Linked DNA regions of Mus musculus: region 2 is linked to region 1. A link is a loop called in an ENCODE intact Hi-C map of the cell type or tissue named here. Cell type or tissue: heart. All regions are shown on one strand. Links, peaks and the distances in the headings refer to the core of each region. The heading gives the core; the rest is flanking DNA.

What was found. Peaks named below come from ENCODE experiments on the same cell type or tissue, not always from the same donor. Only the 100,000 strongest peaks of a DNase experiment are listed, where the experiment ranks them.
Region 2: it touches region 1 in a loop (2.8-fold over the local background); 1 of 42 quality-filtered maps calls a loop at or near these places.

What each region holds. Positions count from the first base shown.
Region 1 is chr11:120,797,698-120,802,092 of GRCm38, forward strand. No RefSeq gene overlaps it. Among named protein-coding and RNA genes, the nearest start is that of Dus1l, 3.5 kb to the left of the region's middle. In heart, for the core only: a CTCF peak has its summit at 2,496 (motif pointing left); DNase peaks (open chromatin) are centred at 2,524 and 2,774; H3K4me3 peaks cover 460 bases; H3K27ac peaks cover 1,454 bases.
Region 2 is chr11:120,993,339-120,997,733 of GRCm38, forward strand. It overlaps LOC115486436 (a long non-coding RNA gene), which reads left to right. Exons shown (of 2, transcript XR_003949839.1): 1 at 1-4,395. Among named protein-coding and RNA genes, the nearest start is that of Csnk1d, 4.2 kb to the left of the region's middle. In heart, for the core only: a CTCF peak has its summit at 2,568; a DNase peak (open chromatin) is centred at 3,545.

The DNA of each region.
Region 1 (4,395 bases), core at 241-4,240:
CTATAGTCTTATGGTTTCCAATGCCCTCTTCTTTTTTTTGGGGGGGGGGGGTTTCGAGACAGGCTCCCAATGCCCTCTTGTGTGCAGACATACATACCGATAAAACACCATATACAAGCCGGGCATGGTGGTGCACGCCTTTAATCCCAGCACTAGGGAGGCAGAACTCTGAGTTCGAGGCCAGCCTAGTCTACAGAGTGAGCTCCAGGACAGCCAAGGCTATACAGAGAAACCCTGTCTCAAAAAACCAAAAACCAACCAACCAACCAAAAGACCCACCATATATATATATATGTATATATATATATTCATACATATATATATATATATATATATAAACTAATTAATTTTTTAAAAAAACAAAGAAAATGAAAGAAGAAACTGCACAGCCACAAGCGGACATGACCCACAGCCGGACATGACATGATGGTGCACACCTTGAATCCCTCCAGGTCCCTGGCAGGCGGATCTCTGAGTTCACGGACAGCCTGGTTTACAGAGTGAGTTCCAGGACAGTCTGGGGTACACAAAGAAACCCTGTCTCAAAAAAGCAACACACACACAAAAAAAGTATGCCCCTTACATTTATCCACTTACAGTGTTATGGTCTGACACCTCAGGACAGCTGTAGCCAGTCTGTCCCATGTCTGCCAGCTATTTCATATTGTTGCTGTAACATGCCTCTCAGTCATTGACACAGAGAAGTGACTTGGCGTAGACGGAGAACATGCTGACCACATATCCTGCTTTGTTCTGAATGTTCTGTATGTGGTTTGCTAATCTTAAGAATTCCACGAAGCTTTGTGTAAGACCTATCAAATCAAAGGTCAATAGGAATTGCTATGTCTAAAATATCTTAAGTAAGAACTTCCTGCACCTGTGTGTGAATTCACTGTGGTTTTTTTTTTCCCCTTATAAGATGACAGAAAAATATGCCCATTGTCATTGTTCAGATAATTCTGAGCTATGTCCTTGCTCTGACCAGTTTCTGGGTGTGCATTCAATAAACTATTCTTGCTTAACTGAAGTCAGTGTTCACATGGTTTGTGCGGTGATTCTTGAACCCCAAGGATAGCAGTTCTGGCACTCTTGATCTTGTCTATAGATCTGAGCTTCTACCTGGTACAATTGCCCCTTGAGCTAAAGTTTCTTCTTCTTCTTCTTCTTCTTCTTCTTCTTCTTCTTCTTCTTCTTCTTCTTCTTCTTCTTCTTCTCCTTCTCCTTCTCCTTCTCCTTCTCCTTCTCCTTCTCCTTCTCCTTCTCCTTCTCCTTCTCCTTCTCCTTCTCCTTCCCCCTTCCCTCCTCCTCCTCCTCCTCCTCCTCCTCCTCCTCCTCCTCCTCCTCCTCCTCCTCCTCCTCCTCCTCCTCCTCCTCCTCCTCTTCTTCTTCTTCTTCTTCTTCTTCTTCTTCTTCTTCTTCTTCTTCTTCTTCTTCTTCTTCTTCTTCTTCTTCTTCCTCCTCCTCCTTGTTTTTTTTTGAGACAGGACAGGGTTTCTCTGTGTTGCCCTGGCTGTCCTGGAACTCAGTCTGTAGACCAGGCTGGCTCAAACTCAGAAACCCACCTGCCTCTGCCTCCCAAATGCTGGGATTAAAAGCATGGGCCGGGCTGGTGAGATGGCTCAGTGGGTAAGGGCACCCGACTGCTCTTCCGAAGGTCAGGAGTTCAAATCCCAGCAACCACATGGTGGCTCACAACCATCTGTAACGAGATCTGACTCCCTCTTCTGGAGTGTCTGAGGACAGCTACAGTGTACGTACATTAAAAAAAAAAAAAAAAAAAAAAAAAGAGTGTGGGCCACCACTGCCCAGCCAAAAATATCTCTGTCTTTATAGATCTGCGAGATCAATAGTCTCAGTTTCCCTTGTTTATAAATCTCTGAAACCAAAAAACTAAGAAGAAGGGAAGAAAGAAAACAAAAGCAAACAAAGAAAGAAAAGACAAGGAGACAACAGCTGGACTTGGTTACACACACTTGTAGTTCCAGCCAGCCTGGAACTCTCCATCCTCCTGAGTGTTGAGACTGCAAACATGCCACCACACTTCAGCTCTGGCTGGTTTTCTTGGTGTTCTTACTCTTTGAGTTTGCTGAACTTCTTTCATCCATAAATTTTTTTTTCAGAAATATTTCAGCCATTCCTTTTTTTATTTTCCTTAACGGGGTCTCTAACCCAGGTTGGCCTTGAACTAGGTTTCTAGCTGAGGATCTGAAGATAAACTTGAATTCCTATTCCTTGGGTGTCCCCACCTGCCAAGTACTTCATTTACGCTGTGCTGGAAATCAAACTCAAGGCTTGAATGTATTGGGCAATCGCTCTACCAGCTCAGTCACATCCCCGGACCTTTCTTACTTTCCCCCCCTACGCTTCTTTTGTCTATGCAACAGCCTAAGTTTCCATTGTCGACAGAGTTTTGCCTGGAGTGCTGCTTTGTTTTCTGAGATCCCTTGGCTGAGCAAGGGCGTTCTCGGCTCTTAGGTTGGTCTGCCCCCTAGTGGAGCCTTCCAGCACTGTTTGTTAGCTGAGGCAGCACAGGCCACCCCAGCGTCAATAACTGGTGACCGGGAAGGGGCAGCCTGTGATTTCCACTCATCTCTCTTGGCAGGGACTCAGTGTCTTACTTTAAGGCTGGGTAAAGACGCTGAGGCTGGGTTCCTCTTCTTGCCTCCCCAGAGCTGAACTTCCAACATCCAGAGGGCACTTAGTGAGAAAGGATCCTGGCAGATGATTTAAGGCAGAGCTGGGTGGTGAGCCTTTGATAGTCTGTGCCCTGGAGGAGGGGCTTGTCCTTAGCTGCACCCATCTAGAGTGGAGCTTGCATCACGTGGGCAGAGAGGAGGGATGGGTCAAGGCAAGTGCCCCAACTCACTCCCTTCCTGGCAGGATTTGGTAGATTTTCCTGAACGCTGTTTCTCCTTTGGCTGAGAGTCCTCAGAACAAGTTCCAGGACTTTCAATAACTTTCTGGAGACTTCTCACCAGAAAAGGCTGCTTTGCTGGGGACAGCCCTCTGAACCCCTCTGGCCACCGGCGTGTGGGGCCTTATAGTTCAGTATGACTCACACAGATGCCCAGATGTTTTCAGGGTCTGCCAAGATGTGCCTTTGTTCCCTTCTCCAGTTTTCCTTTTTGAAACAGGGTCTCACTATGTATCCTTAGCTGGCCTGGAATTTGGTAAATCAGCCTGTTTCTGCCTCCTAGGAGCTAGGATGAAAGTGCTTGGGCGGTGTGTGCTGCTGTGCCTAGAAACAAGATCTCAACAGCAACAGCAGCTCTAAGGACTACCCCTTATGTCTCCCTCTCTCACCCATCCTTCCTAATACACAGACATGGCGTTATCATGGAGTTTTCAAACAGGGTCTCTCTCAATGGCTGACTTGGAACTTACTCTGTAGCCCAGACTAGCCTCAAACTCATGGTGGTCTTCTTGTTTCAGGCACCCAAGGATTAAAGGTGCGCTCCACCATCCTGAGCTTACCTGACTTTCCCATTTGTTGACTTGAAGTTCATGTCTCCTTTCCGTACTCATGCCTCTCTTTTGGACACACGCAGTCCATTTGTTCTGTCAGTCACATAGAGTAGATATGTAGGCCATCTCCAACATTTTTCAACTTTACATTGTTTTACAATGAATGTGTGTGTTTGTATGCACATGTGTATATGCGTGTGTATGTGTGTGTGCGTGTGTATGTATGTGCATGTGTGTGTACATGTGTATGTGTGTGCTCATGTATGTGTGTGCATGTACATATATATGTGTGTGCATGCATGTATGCATGTGTGTGTATGCAGGTATATGTGCATGTGTGTATGTGTGTATATGTGTGTGCATGTGTATAAATGTGTATATCTTTGTGTATGTGTGTTCATGTATGTGCATGCGTGTGGTGTGTGTGCATGTAAGTGTACTTGGGACACTTTCCAAGAAGTTCAAACACAGAGGTGATTTTTCTGTGTGCTGCCAAATCTCCCCCTTGAGACCCTTTGTTCTACGCCTCCCAGTCAGGTTGCTTATGCCAGTTTCCCTGTAAGCTCCACAGCACTCTGAGGTTATGTTTGCAACTGTGTCAACCTGACAGATAAGGAGCCATCCTCCTGGTTGTGATTATCATTTTTTATTTCCCTTATAATGAGAGGTTGAACATCGTTTTATATGGTTCGAGGTCTAATTGACTATTATTTTATTTATAAATCCCTTCTTAAACAGCTTCATGGAGGCATAATTAATATTTTTAAAATATATACAAAGTGGCAATTACATGTTTATAGATACCAGTATATACAAGTGAAACTGTTACAGTCAGATAATGAAAGTGTTTATCGCTACTCCCGGTTTCCCTGTGCCCTTCTCCAACTCTCTTCATCCATGACATGTTTGTTGCTTTATATGTGAACCTCT
Region 2 (4,395 bases), core at 209-4,208, 200 kb after region 1:
TATAAATATACTGCCTTGAGGGCCTGGGGCAGCTTCTGTGGGGTACTGGCTATCCCCCTCTTGTCCTCACTTCCCAACAAAGGTGCTGATTTAGGCTCTCCCTCAAAACTCATACCTGAACTCCCTGTGTATGTTGTAGACTGGACACCCCTGCCCAACTAACGTGTATTCTAACCACAAACCCCAACAGAAGCCTAGTCTCAGGAAGGTTTGAGTAGCCCTTGTTGGAGCTGGGGTGCTAGGCAACTTTCCAGGTGCCCCCAACAATTTGGAGTATAGATTCCATCATAGCTTTGCTGGGCACAGCTGTATCTCTGCCCACTGGGCTTCACTGTGAGGGTCGTATGTGTCTGCAGATTCCCCCCCACCCCCCAATGCTTGTAGTAAGTGTGAGCTTCCAGATTCATACAAGACCACTTGGCTTCAGCCCAGATCTCCCCAGCCTCCCAGGCATGGGGCGAGGTTTCCTTTCAGAATACCAAGTAGGGAAGCTATGTCTGGAGCGTGGAGACCCAGCCTGCCTTTCTCCCTGAGCCATTAGGAAAAGAGGAGACTGGGAACAGAATAAGCGCATCCTTCCGCTTGGAACTGTGACAGATGTCTCCTGTTGAGCAGCCTGTATGAGTGAGTTTACCCTCACTTAGCTGGAGTTCACCTTCCGTGCAGCCTGCTCATTTTTAACTTCTGCAAGTTGTCCTCACCTGTATCCTCAGAAGTGCACCACCAAGCCTCCACTGTTTTTTGGGGGGTTTTTGTTGTTGTTGTTGTTGTTTGGTTTTGTTTTTTCGAGACAGAGTTTCTCTGTGTAGCCCCGGCTGTCTTGGAACTCACTTTGTAGACCAGGCTGGCCTCGAGCTCAGAAATCCACCTGCCTCTGCCTCCTGAGTGCTGGGATTAAAGGTGTGTGCCACCATGCCCGGCTCTCTCTTTCTCTCTCTCTTTCTCTTTTTTAACATTTTATTTAAATTCCTTCTAGATTTATTCATTTTATTATGTGTGTGAATGCTTTGACTGCATGTATGTCTGTGTACCATGTGGGTGGTAGAGATAAAACACAACTCCTCTGAAGAGCTGCATGGGCTCTTAGCCACTGAACCATCGCGTCTCCAAAACTCCCAGGTTTCACCTCTTTATACTCCCTACAAAGAAGCCCAAAGTAGCAGACACCTCAGGAGTGAATAGAGAGGCAAGGCTTAGAACCTAGGGGCTCAGAATTGACATTTCCTGTGTGGCCATGTGAACTGCAAATGATGATGGAAAGAGTAGGCACACTTGTATTCTCCACCCAGTCTCATGGTGCCAGTCCTTGTCAGGCAAGCGGTAGACACAGGCTCCATCTCCAGGATCAAGAAGGGTGCTAGATATGTGTGCCTGTGTCCAGAGACCTGACTCTGGTTGGATACAGAACGAGAGGTGTGGAGAGTCCTCAGCTCTCATGGTGACCCCATTTTTCCTGGCCACTTGACTCCATTCTTCTCCGTGGACTGCTCTAACTTCTAGAAGTTTCTGCTCATAACAGCTTTCCTGGCCTCCCAATAGCGAATCCATTCAGTTTGGTAAGAGATAATAGCTGGCAATTAGCCAGTTCTTTTTTTCGAATCAGATCAAAGGTTATAGATCACTGGCTAGCCCCAAACTGTCACTTTGAAAACAGTTAGGCAGGAACTGGGTCATTCACACAAGTTGTGGCTTCTCCTGATGTAGCCCCTGGGGCTCTTGGGGTCACTGATTTGTTTGTTCTTGGGGAGAAGGCCATCGGGTCAGCTCATACTAGCTTGCTTCCCGATGAGCATCATCAGTCAAGGATCCCCCTTGCAGCTCTCTATCACTGCAGAACCACAGAAATGCTGATGCACATTGCCCAAGGTGGCACAATCCTGTCATCACTGGTGGGGTGGGTGAAGATGGAGAAGCCAACTCACAAGTGAATAGAAACTGACAAATTATCAAAAGACGTAGGGGTCTTATGACAGTATCGTGCAACACAGGGCTTGACCTGGCTGCAGTTTGCAGCTTCTGGTAGTTTGTAGGGTGGGTGATTATATTAGTCAGCGTTCTCTAAAGGGACAGAACTAATAGAAAACACACACACACACACACACACACACACACACACACTATTAGGATGGCTTATAGTAGTTCAGCAATGGCTATCTATCAATGGAATGTCCAGTAGTTGTTCAGTCTCCATAAAGCTGGATGTCTCTGCTGGTCTTCAGTATGCAGTGGAATCCCAAAAGAGTAAGCTCCAATGCCAGTGAAGGAATGGACTTGCCAGCCAGAATGAGAGCAAGCAGGCCTCCTTCTTCCATGTCCTTTATAGAGGCTGCCAGCAGAAAGTGTGGCTCAGATCAAAGGTGTATCTTCCAACCTCAAAAGATTTGAATAAAAAGTGAGTCTTCCCACTTGAAATGACTTAATTAAGAAAGAATCTCTCGCTGGTGTGCACAGTCACGTGGGTTTTAGGTCATTCCAGATGTAGTCGAGTTGACAACCAAGAATAGCCACCACAATGACCACTGGTTGACCCTTAGGTCTGGTGGTGAACTGTCCCTGTGGAGGACTCCCAGTGGAACATGAGGGTTACTGCATGAGCGGCCAGCAGTGCGCATGCACACACAGGTGTCTGTCTGTGTGTTGGGGCAGGCTAGCATGCATCCAAATGCTGAAGGTAATCCCAGGGAGTTCTGGGCTTACTGCACTCAGGCGAGCCACAGGTACCGGTAAGAGCTGTGGAGAGCAGCACTTTGGGTTCTCAGAAGTTCTGCTTTCTGCTTTCATCTCTGCCGGTCCTGATAACCAGTGGCAGAGATATGGGAATCTTTAGAGGTTGAATCTCAGTGCTGTTCTAACACTGCTCTAATAAAGCCCGGACTCAGGCTTTCTCCTAATTCTGACTCTTGACCTGATGTAGTTTCTGTTGAATATCACTCAGATACAGCAGTGTGTGTGTGTGTGTGTGTGTGTGTGTTGGGGGGGGGGGGTCCATATTGCAGCAACTCTGGCCCACAATGGCCTCTCTAGAGCTAGCAGTGTAGCTTTGGGTTCCTCTTAGCCCACCACTTGTCCCCCTACATCCTCTCTTCTCCTGACCCCTAGGCCTTCCTATCAGGTACAAAGCCCTGCCCCTCAGTAAACCCCTCTCATAGCCCTGGCAGTTGACCAGAGCTCCTAACACCATTGCAGCTGCCACAGCAGACAGACAGTTGGGGAGTGGGGGAAATACCTGCCTGGTCTGAAGGAAATCTCAGTAGTCTCCAGGTACTCCCTCCCTTCTCAGTCCCTGTCCCTGTTCCTGATTCAAGGCTAGGAGAGTCATGCCTGCCTGACTCTGGCCTGAGGCCTTGCACTTTTCTCATGGGCAGGGAGGCAGATGAGAGGCCCACCCGGTACCCCACTGTGTCTGGCACCAGTGTCTGACTGACACTGACTTGTGAGCTCCAACACCCCCGTTATCCCTACATCTCAAGCCTGTGGGGCACCCACTGGGCAGTGATTCACCAGCCCAGTGTCTCAGAGTTTCCCAAGGTGAGTACCCAGTTAGCTGGCAGCCATGGGAACATTCCCAGCACCTCCTCCATGAGGCCTACCCACCCCAACAGGCTTGGTTCCCAGTGGAGTCACCCATGAAAGGATGGGTGCTGGCAGCCTCTGATGTCAGCGCACCCCCTCCAGGCAAGATATCACACCCAGCTCAGCTGGCAGAGCTCTGGCTCTGTCCAACCTTGAGCATCCTCACTGGAGGCCGCCAAAGAAAGGGTGTTGTAGTGCTAAGGGAGTTAGGGGTGAAATCAGGGTAAGATTTTGATCCTCTCTAAGGAGGTTCAAAAGACCTGACTGGGAAGACAGAGTGGACGTGTGAGGTTGGAGAGGGGGCCACACACAGGTGCCAGTGAAGGCACAACTGCCACGATTATTAGAAATAATTGCTGGGGCTAGCTAGACAAGGTGGCACAAACCTGTAATCCCAACATTCAGAAGGTGGGGGCATAAGGACCAGACAATCAAGGTCACAGTGAAGTCTTTGAGGAAAGAGTGGAGTATATCAGATCCTGTCTCAAAAACAAACAAAAAATGCTGGGGACATGGTTTAATTAGTAATTGCTTGCTGGACAAGGACCTGAATTTTAATCCTAGAACCCAGGTTTAAAACAAAACAAAAAGATAGGCATGCCAGGTGTAGTGGCACAAGCCTTTATCCCAGCACTCAGTAAGCAGAGGCTGGCCTGGTATACATGGAGAGTTCTAGACCAACCAGGCATACTTAGTGATCCTGTTGAAAACAACAGCAACAACAAGCAACAGAAACAAATAGTTATGGTAGCCTGCACTGACTCTTCTAAGACGATGTGAACACGTGGATCTCTGGGGCACAATTATCAGTCAGTCCATGAC